Regions from separate parts of the Mus musculus genome. Here region 2 is linked to region 1. A link is a loop called in an ENCODE intact Hi-C map of the cell type or tissue named here. Cell type or tissue: left cerebral cortex. All regions are shown on one strand. Each heading gives the region's core, and the rest is flanking DNA. Links, peaks and the distances in the headings are about the cores only.

What was found. A loop is a pair of places that touch in the nucleus more often than their neighbours do. Peaks named below come from ENCODE experiments on the same cell type or tissue, not always from the same donor. Only the 100,000 strongest peaks of a DNase experiment are listed, where the experiment ranks them.
Region 2: it touches region 1 in a loop (7-fold over the local background); 2 of 42 quality-filtered maps call a loop at or near these places.

What each region holds. Positions count from the first base shown.
Region 1 is chr12:7,415,267-7,425,512 of GRCm38, reverse strand. It overlaps the pseudogene Gm9139. Among named protein-coding and RNA genes, the nearest start is that of 1700101O22Rik, 40 kb to the right of the region's middle. In left cerebral cortex, for the core only: no CTCF peak of the experiment used is centred there; DNase peaks (open chromatin) are centred at 3,451, 3,985, 6,371, 7,886 and 2 more places; H3K27ac peaks cover 2,395 bases.
Region 2 is chr12:7,328,619-7,338,864 of GRCm38, reverse strand. No RefSeq gene overlaps it. Among named protein-coding and RNA genes, the nearest start is that of Gm32773, 35 kb to the right of the region's middle. In left cerebral cortex, for the core only: no CTCF peak of the experiment used is centred there; DNase peaks (open chromatin) are centred at 5,131, 5,651 and 5,936; H3K27ac peaks cover 623 bases.

The DNA.
Region 1 (10,246 bases), core at 872-8,871:
AAATACTGAGAATGTTCAGTGTCTATGTTGAGGCTAGGAGATGAATTAATATAGGAAGTACTTCATATATGTATTACTATACTCTGAACCACTCCCTAAATTCAATGGCTCCAAGAATGACCATTTATAATCTCTCATTTAGGACTAGTCTCAGAACTATATGTGACTTTGGGTGGCTGTGCAGCCTTCACAAAATACAATAAGGCTATAATGTCTACAATGGCTCAATTATATAGCTGGCAGCATTTACTAGCTGAAGGTAAAGCTCAGCTGGGCTGTCAGCCAGCGCTTCTCAAGTCTCTTCCTTGTAGCCTCTCTACAAGAATTCACATCCACATAGCTGATGGCTGGATTCCAAGACTAGGAATCCAACCATTAGGGGGTGACACTTGAGGAAGCCCAAGCTTGGACACGGTGTATTACATATGTGCTGCATTTTACTGGTCAAAAGAAATTATATGTCCAATAAGGGAAAGGTTTTATGTGAACAAAAGCTTAAGGGAAAAATGTAGAGCTACAATGTATAGGAAGGTGTCTGCTGACCTTGGTTAAAGCCTTCAAAAGAAAGAACAGTTACTAGTAGCGATTTGTTCATGGCTTCACTATGTATATGTGGCAGGGCCAGTTAAATGCCTAACATATTTCATGACAAAGTTAAAGGCTAGAAGGGAGTGGAACGACAGAGATAACTTAGAGGTGGAGTGTCTGACTGTTCAAGGTCTGTGACTCTTGGTGTTTGATCGATCTAGAGAGAGAAAGAAAGAGGGAGAGGAGGAGAGGGATAGAGGAAGAAAGGCAGACAGACACAGAGAGAAACAAACAGAATGAGATGGAGAGAATGAGAATAAAAGACAGATTTCGTGACTCATGTATACAAAGGCAAAGCTCCATTTTCCGCGAAGGGCAAAACATTCTGCCCGCCAATATGTGTGAGACTGAGACTAGAGGCTCTCAAGATGCGACTTTTCTCACATCTTCCTTCTCATGCTATTGCTTTGGCCAATGCTTCTATTATCCAAGGCAAGTGAGTGCAGATCCCATTGTACACCTCTTCTGCAACATGTGGAAATAACTACTTCAATACTCGTTTTGAATTCTAGACTTTTCTCCCTATGTTCAAACTCAGTATTATGTATGAAAACCACAATCCAAATTCCTCATACTAGTCATTAAATAAAGGCTTGTAAGAACATTTGTGGACATTCAGGTTGTTTTTCTTGAATACAATATCTAGTTCTTCAGAGCTATTATGGGCTTTAACTATAGCATTTTCTATTAGCCTAAAAGTGTACCATTGATTATAAGGGGAATATGCTGTAAGAAAATTTATATCTGGCAAAGCAAACCTCTTGTTGTTGCAGAGTCTGGAAAGACTTAAACCACATTTGAAAACTTTTACTGCCCTGTTTTGAAAGCAGTGTGTACACACTATTGTCTGATGTCCTTTCTAAAACTCACACTTAAATTTACTCATCACTATAATGGAATGAAGAAGTAAGACTTTCAGGAAGAAACTTAGAACTTTCAGGCACCACCTTTATGAACTGATGAGTGCTATGATTGTAAGAGTGTGGGCTAGTTATAAGCATGAATTTTCTTTGCACATGAATTCTATTTCATCCTTTGACTGTTTTGTGCATGCTGTGTTTCCTTACTCTACTCTCATGTTTTCACACAATACAAATGGCCTTATCCTATAGATGGTGAAACTATGGTCTTAGACTCTGGCCTCTAGATGAAGACTCAAATAAATATGTATTATTTATAATTTACCCAGATTGTGTACCCTATTTTAATAGCAGAAAATTGCCTAAGTCAATGCAAATTCATTCAAAATAACATGTGCTCATATATCTAAAGAATACACATGCATAATGATTGATTATTAGATTATATCCTTATGGTGTCTTAAAAATGACAGTTCAAAAATACTTGCTGCAACATTTATCCTGAGATATAATTACCTACCTTAAGGTAACTCACATAAAGAATATTATTAGCATTAGCTTCAAGAAGTATAGCACTGTGACTCTGACATTTCACATGGAATAAGTCATAAAGTAATATTTCTTTTTCCTATTGTTCATATGTTCTATACACTTTATCTACACAGCAGTTGAGATGAAGCTACCCAGATTTCTAAGAAGGAAAATAGCCCCAGCAATGCTAGTTCCCTTCCTTTCTGATGAGACATGGGACAAGCCCCTGAACAGAAGAGACTGAAGTTAGTAAATGTAAATGTCTTAGTCTAGGCCACTGGAAGCAGCAGAATAGTGAGCAGCTTCTGTCTCTGAACACAGTGCAGAAACACTTCAGCCCAGTGGCTAAACTCCCAAAGTAACATAATATGTACATAGTAGATGCAAATTCAAATCTGCTTCAGTTCCCTGGACTCAATTTCCTTATGTGTGAAATCAGATAACTCTCTGGATTTTTGTAAAAATTTATATTATATGGCATAGTGCCATGTAGCAGAACAAACCCAATTGGTTTAAATTATACAGAAAGCCATTTACATTATATTGGTATTTTTGTAATAATGCTAGAAACTGAATTATCACTATATATTTATATATATTCTAAACATATACAAATACATATATATATAAAACATATATACACATGCATACATATGTAATGCCCACATATATACACACATATGTATACATACACACATGTATATAAATGTATACACACACATGTATATATATATGCACACATATGTATACACACACATATATACAAATACACACATATACTTGTGTGTCAAAATATATTTGTGCTTCTTTTTATTATATTACATCAATCAGAAAAATGTCATGGTTACAATGCCAGTGAAATATGTACAAGATGAACAGCTTCAACTCATGTCTGAGCACCATAGAGAAGGGCATATAAAAGTGCAAGCATATATTTAGACAAATATATTCAGATGCAGGTGCATGTGCATAAAAATTATCACTGTCTTTGGCAGCTTAGAAAATACCTGTAAAGTCTTTCCTTATAAGGTTTGTTGACTTATACAAACAGAATAATGACTGAAGAGAGATGTCCCTCATATTTCTTCCTGCCTGAGATTCTAAAGCATCTAGGCCATCTGAGTTCTCCTTTACATTTTGTCAGTTATATCAAAAGTGGCGTTGGTGGAAAAGCACTTACAGCAGGTCTGAGTGGGAGAGACATCAGCTGAGTTGCTATTCTAAGGTAGTGAACAGGATTCAGGGAACATCTTAAAGTTAGACAACTTGTTGTTGTTGTTGTTGTTGTTTTTAGCTCACTATATACTTTGGTTGTCCTGGCTGTAGTTCAGGCCAGCTTCAAATTCACAGAGATCTACCTGCCTCTGCTTGCTAAATTATAAGATTGAACTCAGGCACCAACATGATAACTTCTAGTTAAATCCAAAAACGAAATGGGATACAGAGAATTTAGCCCTGTTCTCTGTGACTCACCCTGCTGATTTATTCTTGTTTCTTTGGAGTATATATGAAGTCCCTGACTTTTGAAGTAGCTTATTTTAGGCTGCATATTCAGAACCTGTGTTTGTGAAGAACTTTTCCAACTGTGAAGTGTTGAAGGAGTTTGAGTTAAAGATGAACTTTTTGTTGGAGGATAAGGTAGGACAGAACCACTTGTGTCATGGGAAATTTTGCATTACTGTTCTAATTACTTTTCCTTGCTGAGATAAAACATTTTGACCAAAATGCAACTTGGGGAAGAAAGAGCTTACTTGGCTTACACTTTCAGGACACAGTTCATGATTAAGGGAAATGAGAGCAGCAAATCTGAAGTAGAAACCATGAAAGAAGCCTGTTATCTGGTCACTCTCTAGATCATATTTAGCTAGCTTCCTTATAGAGCCACAAATTTGTGTGTGTCCATTCCCATCAATCAACAATTGAGACCATCCCACACAGGTATTTTCATAGGCCAGTCTCATCAAGGCAATTTCTCAATTGAGGTTTTCCTCTCAGAAAACTATAACCTGTGTTAAGTTGACAGTTAAAGCCAACCAGAGAAACTGCTCTGTTCTATAGAGGTGGTGTTTCTCAATAATGAGCTGTTCTGCATCAAGAAAAGACTCAGCTCTGTTCTTACTCCACACTTCATAACTGAATTTCCCAATAAAGTAGGCATTTTCCACATGAACCATTCAGAAAATTTACATATTTCAAAAATCTATCATGGACAAGTTAAAAAATGTAATATTACTGACATACTGATTATATGTTGATATTCAAGAAGATAAAGTATTAAAATTTAATTTTATCTGGATTTGTATGTCTTTCAATGTGACCACCATAAAATCTAAACTTGCAGATATGACACACACTTTACTTATATTAATATAAGACTGCTGCCTAGATACTGCTCATTTAAAAAATATATGTAAGGCTCAAACATCTAAGGGGAAAGTCCTTAGATAACTAACTTGTTATTTCTTATTTATGGTGATTAGATAGAAGTGATTCAGTAGACTATAGAAAAAATGTGAAATTTGAGAAGGGAGAGAAAGGAGATAGGAAAGATATTAATAAAGTAACTAGCATGGAGGGCTGGAGAGATGGCTCGGCCATTAAAGAGTGGACTCACAACTGAAATATGGTATAGAATAGAAACTATTTTTTATTATTTGTAATATAGTCTTTGTAATAAAAAAGAGTAGAGACCAAGCAATTCAAGCTGTCTATTAATGATGGTGTGTTAAGATGTTGATGATGTTTGATGTATTTCAAAGTATTATTGGTGTAACTGGGCTGGAGAGCTTAACAATAGTTTTATGTATTATCAGTGAATACAGATAAAATGCCTTACTCCCATCCCAGCCAAAACCCAAATTGTAGGACACTAAATAGATTTAAGCAGCTAACTTATCACTATATCAGAAATCTAAGATGTTTTGTATCTCTTGAGTCACTGAGAGACCAGAGTAGTTTTGAATATTAGAATAAATCATCTCTAAGTTTTCAGTTTTCATATAATTTTCAATGTCTATGGTTGATGTTCCTTCAGCAGGATTGCATTCAGCACCACGGAGAGCTCATTCTCCCACAGGGCACTCAAATCATTTCTGCATCTCTCTCTCCCTCCCTCCCTCCCTCCCTCCCTTCCTCCCTCCCTCTCCCCCTCCCTTCCTCCCTCCCTCTCCCCCTCCCTCCCTCTCCCCCTCCCTCCCTCCCTCCCTCTCGCTCCCCCTCCCTCCCTCTCCCCCTCCCTCCCTTTCCCCCTTCCTCCCTCATCCCTCCCTCCCCCTTCCTCCCTCTGTCTCTCTCTCTCTCTTTCTCTCTCTCTCTCTCTCTCTCTCCAGAAACTGAAGCAGAGGAGAGATATCCCCATTCACACAGTCATGTCTTTTTCCCATTATACTTCTTTAATGCCATTACAGACAATTCAACTTTTTAAAATGTGTGTCTCAGTTTCCTTTTTGTTGCTTTTGTTGTTGTGATGAAACACTACGAAAAAGGCAATTTATAAAAGAACAATGTTTATTAGGGATGACCATTTCAGAAGGTTAGTTCAGTCCATGACCATGAGAGTGGGGTGTCTGGCAGCCAGTGCTTCAGTATTGTTCTGGAGCAAAGTCAAGATCTCACATCTTGACACAGCAACCATGAGGCAGAGAGAGCAATAACTTGAAATGATATGGGCTTTTGAAATCAAATCTCCAGAGACTCACCTCCTTTAGCAAGTCCCTACCTCCTAATTCTTCTCAAATAGTCACACCAACTGGGACAAAGCATTAAAACATATGAGTGTTTGGAGCCATTCTCATTGAAACTATCACAGGTAGACTTGTGATTTTGTATTTATGTTTCAAATGACCTACTTGTGAAGGTAAGGTGTGCAACGTAGGGAATAGTTTACCTAAAAAGAGTTCAAAGAGTTCATTTTGGGCTAATTTTTCACAAAAAGGCTTATAGAAATGAGTTTTGGGGTTTTTTTGTTTGTTTGTTTTGTTTTGATTTTTAAAGAAAGTGCTCTAATGAGAATGCAAATCTTGAGAATAATGCATAGAGAAAACAGTGGCCTCCCCAGAAGTGGACAAACTTCACACATTGCTGTCTGCTGCTCCATGCTCCTGATATATCATGGGAGAGTAGAGAAAGTGATCCTGTGAATTTCAGTATGTCTCCTTGATTCTATTTCCTCTAGCTGTATTTCATCTGCCTCTGGGGGTTTGGATCCTCAAAGTTGCTCAAGAGAAAGCATTGCCTTCTTTGTCATCTTCTAGTTAGGTCCTTCTGTCCCTGGGGCTGCCTTTAGGCCTCTAAGGAGAAACTATGTAGCTGTGATATGGAGCTTTACAAATATGCAAAACCTTGGTAATTTTATATACCACAGGAAGATACAAAAAATTCTGCAAGGCTGATTATGAAAAGTATGTCTTCCTATGCTCCAACTGCTGCCCAGGAGAACTTTGCCACAGTCTTACCTCTCTGGAGTCTCTGCCTTTATGTTTCTCAGTACTGCAGTTGCAGTGGCTTTTTCAGCATTTCCTTTTAAGGCTTGTCTATCGACTTAGTGGGGAGAGCTAGTTCAGTTTGCAGTGTATGATCCTCATATGTATTATTGCCCATTCTACCAAAATCCTTAAAGCTTCAGGTGACAATATCACACACACAGAGACACACTGACAGAAGAAAGCACACACATACACACAGACACATATGCAGACATACAGACACAATTCCACTGACAGACACAGAGACACTTACACACACAGACACATACACACATGTACACACAGTCACAGATGTAAACACATACAGACATACACAGACACACATGCACACACACACACACACATACAGACACATACACACAGACAAAATCATACTGACACATACACACATATACACACACAGACACAAACATAGACAGACACAAACACAGACACACACAAACACATGTACACACAGAGACACACATATACACAGATACAGGCACAGACACACATACACACATGTATACACAGAGACACATATAAACACAGACACATGCAGACACAAACACAGACACACATACAAACAGACACAGACAGCAACAGACATACACACACACACACACACACACAGAAACGCACAGAGACACAAACATAGACAAATACAAACATATACACAGACACAACACAGACATACACACACAAGAGACACACACACACAGATACACACAGATACAAGCACAGACACACACAGAGACCCAGACATACATACACACAGAGACATACATTCCATCCTCACTCATTCTTTGTCATTCAATATCTGATTTCCCGAGAACTAGTAATTTTTTTCTTTTTGTATGCTTAATGTATGTTCCAAGAATTACCCCAATCATCCCCAAATTTCAATTGCTATGCATTTTTATGTAAAAGATATCCATAAAAAGACTTTTGGTGCCCTGAATATGGCCAGCTAGGACACATCTCAGATAGGAAGTTCATCGCCCAGGTGCAGAGGATAGACTATAAATGTGAGCTGGTGCCCCAGAGATTGGTCATCTTTATAGAGAAGACCAAGGACGGGCAGATCTTGCCTGTCCCAAATGTGGTGGTTCGAGATGTAGCCTGTGGCGCTAACCACACACTGGTCCTGGACTCTCAGAAGTGAATCTTTGGGGCTTTGGTGGCTACAGCCGGCTGGGCCAAGCCGAGCAGAAGGATGAGATGGTGCCTCGCCTGGTGAAGCTGTTCAACTTCCCGGGGCATGGCACAAACCAGATCTATGCTGGCTATACCTGCTCCTTCGCTGTTAGTGAAGTTGGTGGCCACCAATACCCCTCGAGAGTCTACCATGTACCCAAAAGCAGTGCAGGACCTCTGCAGCTGGTGAATCCGGAGCCTTGCCCGTGTAGAGCAGCATCATTGTAAGAGCCAAGGAGAGTGCCATCAGCTGGGTCAGTCCCCAGCTTTCGGGGGATTGGGATATGGGGATCTCAAGCCCAAGCCTTCTGCTGCAGCTCAGTAGGTGAAGATTCTGGATGGCATCTTTCCTGAACAGGTGGCCATGGGCTATTCACACACTTTGGTGATAGTGCTCGATGAGAGATGAGACTGAGGAGAGGCTCCGGAGGCTGCCTGAGCACACCCCATGCCCCTTCTCGTGGCAGCTGTTCTTTTCACGTGCACTGGGATCAGAAGTCAGACAAGGAATTCAGGTGCAAGAGTTGACCAGGAGAGCATGGGGTAGCCTCCCTGAGGTTCTGCTTCCAAGAGATTCAATGTTAACTACATTTTCTGTATACTTTCCATCGTGCTTTTCCCTCAATGCTTGATTAAAACATTTGCTCATAAAAAAAGACATATATTTTTAAAGGTTTGGATGTTCTGCCTGCATTTATGTCTGTGTACCATGTAGATGACTAAAGAGTCCAGAAGGGGTCATTGGATCCCATGGAACTGGAGTTATAGGTGGTTGTGAGCCGCCATGTGGGTGCTGGCAACTGAAGCTAGATCCTTGGCTAGAGCAGCAAGTGATCTTCACGGCTGCGCATCTTTCCAATCCACAAACACATTTTGTTATTAATCATATTCATTTTAGAAAAAAATTGGTTCTTCTTACATCTATTAGAATTGCTTACTCTTGGATTATTTGTTCTTAAGACCTATTATACAGTGGGGTTTTCTGTATGTATCAGGATCCAGATTCCATGTCTTTTCATTTACCGTTTACTTCTTCAGTTCGGTAAAAACTCTTGTTGCTACCTCCTTGGGGAAAGGTGCAAGATAGGTGAATCTTCTCCGACGGCCATAGACACTGTACCTTCTATGTGAGAGTTTGGTTAAATGGGACATTTAAAACCACTGGTTCGCAACCTTCCAAATGCTGTGACCCTTTAATACAGTTCTTCATGTTGTGGTGACACTCCAATCATAAAATGAGTTTTCTTACTTCTTTGTAATTGTAATTTTGCTACTCTTATGAATTGTAATGTAAATACCTATGTTTTGTGGTGGTCTTAGGCAAGCCCTGGGAAAGGCTTATTTGACCCCCAAGGCAGCCATGACCCATAGGTTGAGCACCGCTGGTCTAAATTAAGGTGGGAAATATTCATTAATATGGAGGAAACTTTATTAAAATATACTTCATTCAAAAGTGTTACAGTGATATCTAATCTCTCTTGTGATAATCTAAATGTGAACTTTAAAAAATACAGACTTCTGGGGAAAAAATACTTGTTTCTCTGTACTCTGGGCTCAAACACTGTTGAGATGATGTTTTTGTAATCCCCACCCTTTGAAGCATCTCTCTCACTGTTTTTTTAATTCCTGCTGCATTTAGATTTTTGTTTCAACCCAATGTTTTGAAGCAATATTCTGTTAAACTTTATGGAGTATTTCATTCATTTTATTTTTAGGGCACCTAAAGTCAGTTTTCATTTGGAGAGCTCAGGAAATCGTTGCTAATTAATATTTTCTGAATCATGTTTTATATTTAATTTCTAAACTATTAATAAGACATTTTAAACAGTTTTTATTTCTCCTCTCATCTCTCTTCTTCACTTCACTTTCAGGCAGAAAGCAGAAAGTTTTCTACCACTTGGAATTTTTATTTTCATATCTCCGTGTTTATTTCTAAATATTCCTTATCCTGTGGCTGCTCTTTCTTGTAACTGTGTGATTGAACAGTGGAGAACATCTTTTCTCTTATTACACTAAGGATATGGAAGAGATTTTTTCATCTAATTCCAGTAAAATAGAAACACTTTTCTAGCTTTGATATTGCTTCATTTCCAACTTTCCCACATAGTGCTACATACTATGAACCACATATTACAATATTATAATCAATGTTTATCTTATATGCTTTAATAAATTCAAAGGGTATTATTTTAAAATACACTTTAATATTTGTGTTTTGTTCTTTGCCATTTGCTTAGCATCATGCTCAGTTTATTTTTCTTGCCTTATCATTTAAGGAGATGATAGTAAAACGTTGATAAGACATTCTATGTGTGCCTTTTTCCTTTTAACTCCATCTTTTCTTTTTGCAGCCCTAATTTTGGCCTTGGAGGTTGATGAGAGAAAAGAATAGCATGCTTGCTCTCAATTTTGTCTACTTTTACCCTACTCCCAGAGGACATCTCTATCTGCCACCAGATAACAAAATGTGGATGGCTGTTCCTCGGCTTATTCAAGAGAAGAAATGTTAACGTGTGGCTTCCTAAACAAGCTTTTCCTCATCCTCTTCTTCCTAGCTTCAACTTCATACCTAACATCTCTAAATACCGGCTATGGCCAATTCATACC
Region 2 (10,246 bases), core at 1,309-9,308, 87 kb after region 1:
GATTGCCACTTACTGTAAAATGAAGTTCCTATGGCCTAATGTAAAAGAAGCACAAATTTATAAACCATAATCTATAGAGGTTACTTTGACAACAAAGATCTCCAACTAGGGTTTATGATCTTCCTGGCCATGAGCTTTTGACCAGATTTACAGCAAAACACATGATACAACTTTTGTGGAGCATGCTATATATTGAAAGAGAAAGCAGTTGGTTAGCCCCTTAATTATCATGCCACTATTGCAGTATTGGGTATACTGTTGACAGTTGAGGCTATGCTATCTATGGGATGTAGCACTCCCTGCTTGACAACAGCATTAATACCTTCTCTTTCACCGTATAACGCTTTCTGTAACAATATGAGCTATCCAACAGGGAGAAAGTTTTCTGGCTAGTTGAAATTTAAGTTTTCCTTTCCTGTTCTGTATATTTTACCAGATATTTAAAAAATATCAGAAAACTCCTTCTGAGAGGAAAAGAAAATTGCTTCCTCCTGCCCTTCTTGGCACTAATCATCACAATTCTCTCAGTGTTTGTTCAGACTACAGAGATGTCACTTGAGCATGCTGGTCTATTCCATTTCCAAGGAACCTCAGAAGTTACAAGAACAAAAGCCCACAAGGGAAGCTCTATACACTGGGGCTTGACAACTAGGCAAGCTTACTTGCCACTTAGCCCATGAGACCTAGCAGATATTCTACAGCTTGAACTGTCTGTGAAGTTGTTAAGATAAATCAGTTTGTGATTCCTTCAAGCCAGTTACTTCAGGGTGACAGAAAAAAAGTTTGATGTTTCTGGATTTCATAGGGATGGACCCATTGCTACAGCTGATTTTGTTTTCAAGTGAAAACCTTGTGTAAACAGCAATGCTTTTGAATGCCAGTGATTAAGAATGACTTAATATTGCAGGTTGGAAGCAATGTTACTCTGCATTCAGGACAAATGTAAGTGTTCTTGTAGTAAGAATTTGCTTAAGTCTAATACTTGAATTATGTCACCAGTGGTTGGGAGACTATTGAACACACCCAGTTTTGTGATTTTTTTGAGACAAAAACATCCACTTCAAGATGATTGCTCAGATTGCCTGGGAATTTAGCAGTCTGTAATTAAATATTCAGTTTCTACTAAGACTGAGTAACAAAGCCGAACTGATTTTTTAAAAGAAGAGTTACCACTAGTGGATGGCAAAGCTCTTTTTTTTTTTTTTTTAGGGTCAGTATGTGCTAAGCTTCACATAGAGAAGTCTGACAAGGACTCTTGATAGCATTTCTATCTGCCACAGACACTTAAGCTATAGAGTACCTGCTAGGTCTCATGGGCTAAGTGGCAAGGAAGCTGGCATGGTTGTCAAGACCCAGTGTAGAGCATTCCTTGTTGTGTGCTTTTGTTCTTGTAACTTCTGAGGTTCCTTGGAAAATGGAATAGACCAGCATGCTCAAGTGACATCTCTGTAGTCTGAACAAACACTGAGAGAATTGTGATGATTAGTGCCAAGAAGGGCAGGAGGAAGCAATTTTCTTTTCCTCTCAGAAGGAGTTTTCTGATAATATTCAATAACGGATCCTCCCAGACATTTCACTGAGGTAGCAAACTCTGACAACCTTGCAGAATTTATACCCTTGCTTTTGTACACATGAACCTGCCAAGGTAAATGACTAATGTTTACTTAGCAATTATCTTGAACCAGTCTTTGCATTTGCATTCATTATCTCATTTAGTTTTCTCAACTCCTCTGAGGGAAGTACTGTGTTTTCATTTTTCAATGTATAAATACCAAAAAAACATTAAAATTTTGATTTGGCCCAAAGCTTTGAAGTTAGGAACTGTTAGTATGATTGAAACCTAGTAAATTAAGGCACCAGAAACTCAAATATCTATGTGGTCTAAAGCTAGATAAGACTTTCAGTTACATTCATTATACTATGCACTATTTGTAATAATATAATGTATAGCATTCTTTGTAATAATATAATGGATCAGCAGAATGGCTGTGGAGGGAAGGGGAAACCTCTCAACCTAAAGAAACTTATTATTATATAAAACAGGAAGTTAGTTTTTGGTGAGCAGAATAGACCTATTCTTGGCCCTATCTGTGGGAACTATTTTTGATGCTTTGCTATCAGATACACAGAAACAAATTCAGCATATCAATTTTGCACACTACTGGGACATGTGAAATTTGCTCCAATAATAAAACAACTAACCTGGATTAAGTCAGTACATAGTTAAATTTTCAATATTCCACTGTCATTTTTAAAATCAATTGGTGTTTTCCATAAGCAGGGTGGTTTGAGGGAGAGTGCTAAAGACAGCACCAAGGTTTTATCTTTTAGTTCTTGATTCTTCTCTTAGTCTTTTGCAGCTTTCCAAGTGATTTGCTATTTTGTTAGTATAGAGTTACACTGTTTTAAATTTGGTTTTCCCTACAAGCACACATTCTATAGGACAAGTAGCAACTGTGGTGACTCTGACAGATGCTTAGTACTTCACATACGAGTTCTGAAACAGGAGAAATAAGACACAAAGTGACCATTTGATACAGTGACTCAGAAGCTAGAAAATTCCCATTCATTTTCCTGTCCCCCACCTTCATTTCTGCTCCAAAGGGTGATTGGATGTGACACACTTAGTCTCTGGGACTTTTAAGTTAGTCAAGCAGGATTGCTTTCCCCTTCCCAATAGATATCAACTATGGTAAATAGCTAAGACAGAGGTTCTTTTAGGAGACACTATGTAAAGGGATAGGGTAAATTTTTTTACCAATATGCTACCATCCCTTCTTAAGAACCTCAATGGCCTGTTTGATTTAATTTTAATGAGATTAGCCATCTGTGAATTGGCTCGAAACTGGAAATTGGTTGGCCAGCCATGACTCTGTCCAAATGAGTCAAATCAGAATTCTGCTGCTGAGACCTAGAGATATTTTTGAACAAAAATATTTTTGATAGCCTGTCCATCTTACAGTTGTTGAGATACCTACCCACTGTCAACTAATCAATACTGCTTGGTGACTACTGATTGCTTTAATTCTACTTTGTGTGACAGCAACTGATCCTAATTTGACCTTGTTGACTAAGTGGCATCACTTGGCTTTGCTAATCTTAGATCCCATCAATCCCAAAATAGATTCAAGGAGCCCTAGTCAGTCAATGGTAGCCATTTTGATCAACTATCCTAGCATACATGAAGTCACTACCACTGAATTATTTTAGAATTCTAGGGCTGTGTCTGTTAACATCTCTCATACTTCGGTGAAGCATGTATTCTTTGGGAGATAAATAACAAAGTGAGTTGTTATGCAGAAAATCCATTCCAATGTTTTAATTTTCCAAAGCCAGTGGATATTTTCCTCTAATGCCAGAGAGCATTTGAACTTCACTTAATATAGGCCATGTTTATTCAATTCTGCAAAAACAGCTAGTAGGATCTCTCTTAAACACTTGATCTGTACTACACCAAATCCAAATTCTCTTTCACAAAATCATATCATTAAATTTGATTCAGTCCAACACCACATTCCTTCATTGTTCTCCAAAGGCTCTAGAGATCATTTCCACACAAGGATTCTGAGGATCAAAGCCAGAATGAGCACACTGTTTGGTGATGTCTTTATAATCCCAAATGTTTACCTTACCTTCTGTGAATCATTTGCTTGGTTTGACTCTGCTTGTAGCAGAAGTAACAAAATGTCCTGAGGATCTGTGTGCAGGAAAGTAGTCATTCTCTTTGCCAGATAACAAAATGGTAGAAGCAACTATGGTAAGTTCAGAAGAAAGAGGCTATCAACTTCAGATGGGACAAGGACTGCTTTTATATAAGAGAAGCTTTATAAAGAGCAGGAAACTGATATCATGTTTTCTTTATTCTAGATTTCCCTCCTGTTTTCTATATATTTCAGGATCCACATAACATATGGTCTCACATGACTGGCTTTCTTAAGTAGCATAAGAATTTAAGCAAGTCTTATCCACAGTGCACCAAACATCAGTGCCTTGTTTCTTCTAAAGCAAAATAGTATTTCATTGCCTAGATGTACTGGAGTTTATTTTCTGTTTGTTCATTAATTAATGTTTGTTTCCAGTTTTTACTTATTAGGAATAATGTTGCTGGGGACATTTATGAACAGGCTTCTGAGTAGTTTTTATTATTTTGTTTTCTTTCTCTTACATAAGTATCTGGGAATGAAATGGCTGGAGTCTACATTTCTTACAACCTCCATGAATTAAATATCCCATTTTTTGTTTTACTGACAGGGAAACTGAGGCTTTGGGGATTTAAAACAACTGCCATGTAAGCGAGCCAATAGAGATCAAGTTCCAATGGATATGAAGTCAAGATGTGGTGTTTTCCTTATGCTTCTTTGAGCATTGGAGACATAGTTTGTACACATGAACACACACACACACACACACACACTGGTTGATCACTTAGAAGTAGTTCACACAATGCTTGGGATGTGAGCAATTGATGCCAAAAGCCAAACTGACATGGTCATCCCCGACTTCCCTCTTCTCTCTACTTCCCTGATGCAAGCATGAGCTACAGCTGGGTCTACCTCTCTTGTCTGAAATTTTCAGAAGAAAAATGAATACTAGCCTCTCTTGGGGACAGGTCAGAACTGCATTCTCATATGAATGGGCCTTCAGAGCCAATTGGGTAGACACAATAGCATCTGCAGCAGAAGACTCCTCTGCAGCCCTCAGGGATGAACATGCCTACATGAGACATAAAGGCTGATCTGATTAAGAAGCTACGGAAAGACAGCAAGGTCACTCCCCAGGGACCGGGCTTCATTTCTCAGCCTAGGCCACTACTTCTGTGTACAAACTCAAGCTACGGAGAGCTTGTTACTTGAAATATGGCTCCTTCAGACTGACTGCTGTTTGCTCAACTAAGAGGCAGAAATCTTAAAAACTTTTATATATTTTTTAAGAGCAAGCAATTCAAAATTGGATTACCTTTCCACATTTTCATACAAAGTGGATTAATGTGGCCCTGTCTTTATTGCATCTTCCACTGTTGTCATTTCTGATTAAGCCAACACTATGAAGATGTATTACCAACTGGTATAAATGGGAACATTAAAACACTGGCTGTGTATCAGAGAAGCTCAAGGCAAGTTGATTTGTGCTACACACACCCCCGGTGCAATATATTTGGAATATTTCACATCTCTTTGGACAGAACAATCTTTCTGTGCTTCCCAAAGTAACATGAGATTAGTAAAACTGAGAAAAAATAGATGAAAGGAACAGGGCTAATTTTTGTTCTAGGCTGAGGTGTATATGGCTGAGGTGTATATGCCTTGTCATAATCTCAAGCTGGCTTTCCCCTTAAGGAGCAGATTAGAGCTGAGGTGTATATGCCTTGTCATAATCTCAAGCTGGCTTTCCCCTTAAGGAGCAGATTAGAGCTGAGGTGTATATGCCTTGTCATAATCTCAAGCTGGCTTTCCCCTTAAGGAGCAGATTAGAGCTGAGGTGTATATGCCTTGTCATAATCTCAAGCTGGCTTTCCCCTTAAGGAGCAGATTAGAATGAACAATTTGAATCGTGCCTGGGACTCCTAGTTCACAACGGGGGCTGCATGGGCATGGGCCACCCTATTGCTTGGGGCTATATTTCATCTCTGCCAGCTCACTACTGTTCTCTGAGTATCTCTATGGCTCAGAGTTTGGCTTCTCTGGAACTGTTCAAGTCTGAAAGGCAGCACTGATTTCTAAGAAGGTGCCACCTCAGTTTTAATCAGGAGGTACACATTCATTACTGATAGGTGCAGGTGACAGATGAAAACAGTTTGACAGGAGAAGCAGGAGATGAAGGTGAAGAGACATGATGGGTTCTTGGCAATAAGTTGCATATTCTTGACTCTGCTTTGTATCATTGTTGCTGGATATTTTTGAGAGGAGTTCTAGAGTACTCTGGCTTCAGTCCCTTTCTAGAACTGTCTGCCTGCAGTGTGACTCAAATTCTTCCTGGACCACTCTTCTTTTTTTGCTCCTTCGGGGCCTGGAGGAAAAATGGATGAGTCACAGCAACTTCTCTTTCTTGTCCTTCATGAATAGTGGGGAAAGCATCCATGAGTGCATCTTTAGGAGAACAGAAAGTGTTAAGTAAGGTGTGTGTGTGTGTGTGTGTGTGTGTGTGTGTGTGTGTGTGTGTGTGACTGGGAAAGGAACTGGTGACCTTCTGTGTATTAGGAAAGCACTCTGACATTGAGCTATACCACCATCCCTCACTAAGGTCTCCAAATCAGGTCAATTTTTATTGCTTTATAGCTTCTTATTTTAATCTGGCTTTATTCCAGGGTAGACTGCAGTTGAATATAATGGGAATAAGGAAAGTAGTGCACGTGTGCCCAGTGAGTTTTGGAGAAGCCATAGAAAGAAGGAATCATATGAATCACATTAATTATTAAAAATCAAATAAAATACTGGCACAGGATATAGTGAACTGAAGAGGCTAGCTTACCAATATGAGGGAAATTACTTCTATATGAGTTCAACTTGATCTAAAATTGACTGGGGGACTAGTTACCTAGTAGGGCTGCATTCTGAGAGGAAATGAGTTTGTAGATACAAACTATTGTAAGTAAGGCCAAAGAACTTGGTTCCTAGAACAAAGTGGAAATTGTCCTTTTTAAGACACCTGCTACACTTTTAGTAGAGTACGAGGAGACACCTAAAATCTAAGATTTAATTTAAATTCTTTACTTCAGCCTGTTTTCTAAATTATAGATCTGAGACTAGTGCACACTCAGTTATAACTTTGGCAAATGTTGATTAAAACAGAACGAATCACCTCCTCATGGAATTTCTAGATACACAGAAGAAATTGAGAGTGAAATAACAGCAGAAAGGAGAAAGTCTTCACTCTAGGGAGAGGAAAGGGATCATCTATTCTTCTCTGAGCTTTGATGTAGAGGCTGAAGGATGTTTGTGTGGGCAGAATGCAGTTTGTATTAAGGTAGGGTTTTTTTATGTTAGGGAACACAGAGACTTCTTGGCAGGAGAAACAATAGGAGGAAAAATTCTGTGGCACAAAGAAATAGCTTCTTTAAGAACTGGGCAAGCAGGCAGAACCCCCAGTGGAGTGAAAAGTACATCAATCCACCCACAAAACATTTGACCTCAAATTTGTCCTGTCTTCAGAAGGTGTGGAGAGAGCAATGGAGCAGAGACTAAAAGAATGGCCCACCAATGACTGGTCCAACTTGAGTCCCATCCCATGTGCAAGAACCAATCCCTGACACTATTAATGATATGCTGTTATGATTATAGACTAGAGCCTAGCATAACTGTCCTCTGAGAGGCTCCACCTTGCAGCTGACCAAAACAGATGCAGAGTCCCACAACCAGACATTAGATGGAACATGGGGACACTTTGGGAAAGTCAGGGGAAGAATTAAGGGGCATGGATGGGATAGGACTCCACGAGACTAACAGAGTCAACTACCTGGACCATTGGGGGCTCCCAGAGACTGAACCGACAACTAAAGGGCATACATACATGGTCTAAACCTAGCCCCCCCCCACACACACACATGTAGTAGATATGCTTCTTGGGTCTTCATGTGGGTCACCCAACAACTGGAGCAGAGGCTGTCCCTGACTCTACCTACCTGTGGATCCTGTTTTCCCTAAGTGGGCTACCTTGTCTGGCCCCAGTTTGAGAGGATGTGCCTAGTCTTTCAGAGACTTGATATGTGAGGGTAGGTTTGTACATGGTAGTTGTAGGTACTCTACAGTCTCAGATAAAAAGGGAGGGGCTGTTGGCTACTGGGAGGAAGGGGGACTGTGATTGGATGAAAGTTAAATAAATTAGTAAAGTAACAGAAATAAACAACCTGGCAAGCAAGTTCATGAGCCAGATGATTTGAGTCAAGGTATGTAGAATCATGGAGACAATGAAAACTGAAAGCTTGTTCTGCTCTAAGAACAAGCTCTTAAATAATTTTTATCTAGGCCTCATGTATTCACTAGCATTTGTGAAGAGTCATTTTGGATATGGCAAGGGTAGATGCATTAAAAGCAACTCAGAAACTGCATAGTACAAATCAGAGATCACAGTGCCTTGGAAAAAGAACATGGTGGCTCAAAGGGAAGAAGTGAATTTGTTAATAAGTATCTACTGCTAGATAACAATAGCACTTGCTAATTCAAGGGAGTGTCGAGAGACAACATTAGAACTGACTTGGAAGTGACTATTTTAATGTGTTGCATTTGCTACAGCCACAAGCATTGAGCTAATGCCATTGGTTGAGATTAGGTAAAAGTCTGCCTGGGTGAAAGGAAACAGCCTGTGCTGTGCTGAGTACAAACCTAAAGGATCCTTATGGGTTGGCCTTGCCTAGTTTAAGAAGGAGAGGTGAAGAAATGGTGGCGAACCAGTAAGAATGAAGGGAAATGTAGTAGAACAATTGAAACTATTCTATTCAACATTCTGAGAGGCTGTTTTACGCTATGGCTGGGCATTCTCTTGAGGGTGGGAGCTTAGGCTTTACATAGGACATGAACTCTAGTAGGAGATAAAGAACAAACAATAGGATGTGTAGGAAAAGTGTCAAGGTGATGGAGACAGAAAGGCCACAAGGAATTATGATGGTGCAACAATTGAAACTTGGATGCAGAAAACTGATGTGAAGTCTCTGAACTTGCAGCAAAATCAGAAAGAATGAAAACTCAGAGTGATAAAAATAAATGAACAAGGTGGACAGAGAAGAGTGGCATACATGAAGTCTGGTCAATAGCAATAGGTAAGGCAGGAAGACAGTAGACAGACTAATATCCATTTTTCACCAGAAAAAAAAATACCGTATATTTCATAATATAAGCTATACTTTTGACTGGTAACGAATGAAATATAAGCTATGTCTTATAAGCATTAAGCAAAGGATAAAAAGTTAGAAATGCATTCTCTGAATAGGAAAACTAATCTTAAATAATCTTCCGGAGTTTGTTTGTTTGTTTGTTTGTTTGTTTATTTATTGCTCTTTAACAGAAGCTGTTTAAAAAATAATGATGAACACTTACAGAATTTTATAGAAAATACAAAAACAAAAACAAAAATGTGGTGCAAGATGAATTTATCCAGCTAATTTACATGTAAGAAAGTGAAGAGTTTTAGAAAAGTATTTCCAGATATGTATAAGTTTAGATTATCTAGCCAATAATTATTCCAAGCACAGATATGCATGTACATACATATACAAATATGCAAGCGTGCACACACACACACACACACACACACACACACACACACAAACACACACACATCCCCCGATAACTGTACAGAAACTCTTGGAAGATTTAGTCTTTTGATAGGAAGAAAAGTAAGAAAGAAATTAAAAGAAATACAACCTCACAAAAATTTATGATATTTTAACATAAAGAAAAATGGAAGACAGCCCCATCGGAAAGAAAAATAAAACAGATTTTTATAATTTCATTTATAAGACTAACTATAAATGGAAAATACTGCAGCATGAATGATTGCTAGAGGAAGCATTTCAAAATTTTCAGATTTTATTGACAAAAAAGATAGCAGTACAGAAACAAGGAGAACTCTGTGCTCTAAAAATAGAGAAGAAATATGTTTCTCCTTCACTTCCACACCAAAATCAAGATTGAAGAAAGAGGGATTGAGCAAGTCTTTGCATTTCTTTCTGGGAGTATGAAATCAACTCACTTACTTTCTATTGATGAAATCATTACAGTACTTATATCCTAAATTAGAATTTTAGGATGTTGACTTGTACTGAGTATACTGTTGAAAACCAAAAGAGAATGGCCATGTGAGCACAATTTGAATACTGAATCAAACACCAACAGTATAAGGCCTTTATATTATATTAAAAACATGCTATTTTTATATAAATTATAGTGAGATATGATCCCATAATCCCTATGTTTGTTCTGATGTTTTCACCTAAAATATAGAGTTTTACATTTATGCTGTTTAAATTTATTCTTGTTAGTTTCAGCCTAGCATTTCTCCCTCCATCCAGGCTCTCTCATCAGACACTGGCTCCATCCATTTTAGCTTTACACCATCTGGAGACTTGGCCAACTGCCACTGATGCCTTCATATAAACTCTAGTTCTGAAAACTTTAATCAGTCAAGGGCTGAAGCCACATTTTGGGTACATTTTGGCATTCATGCATGTGCTATAAATCTAATATTTTCTAATGCACTTCTATAAAATCATTTTTAGGGAAAGAGTATAATATAGTTTTTTAGCCTAAATATT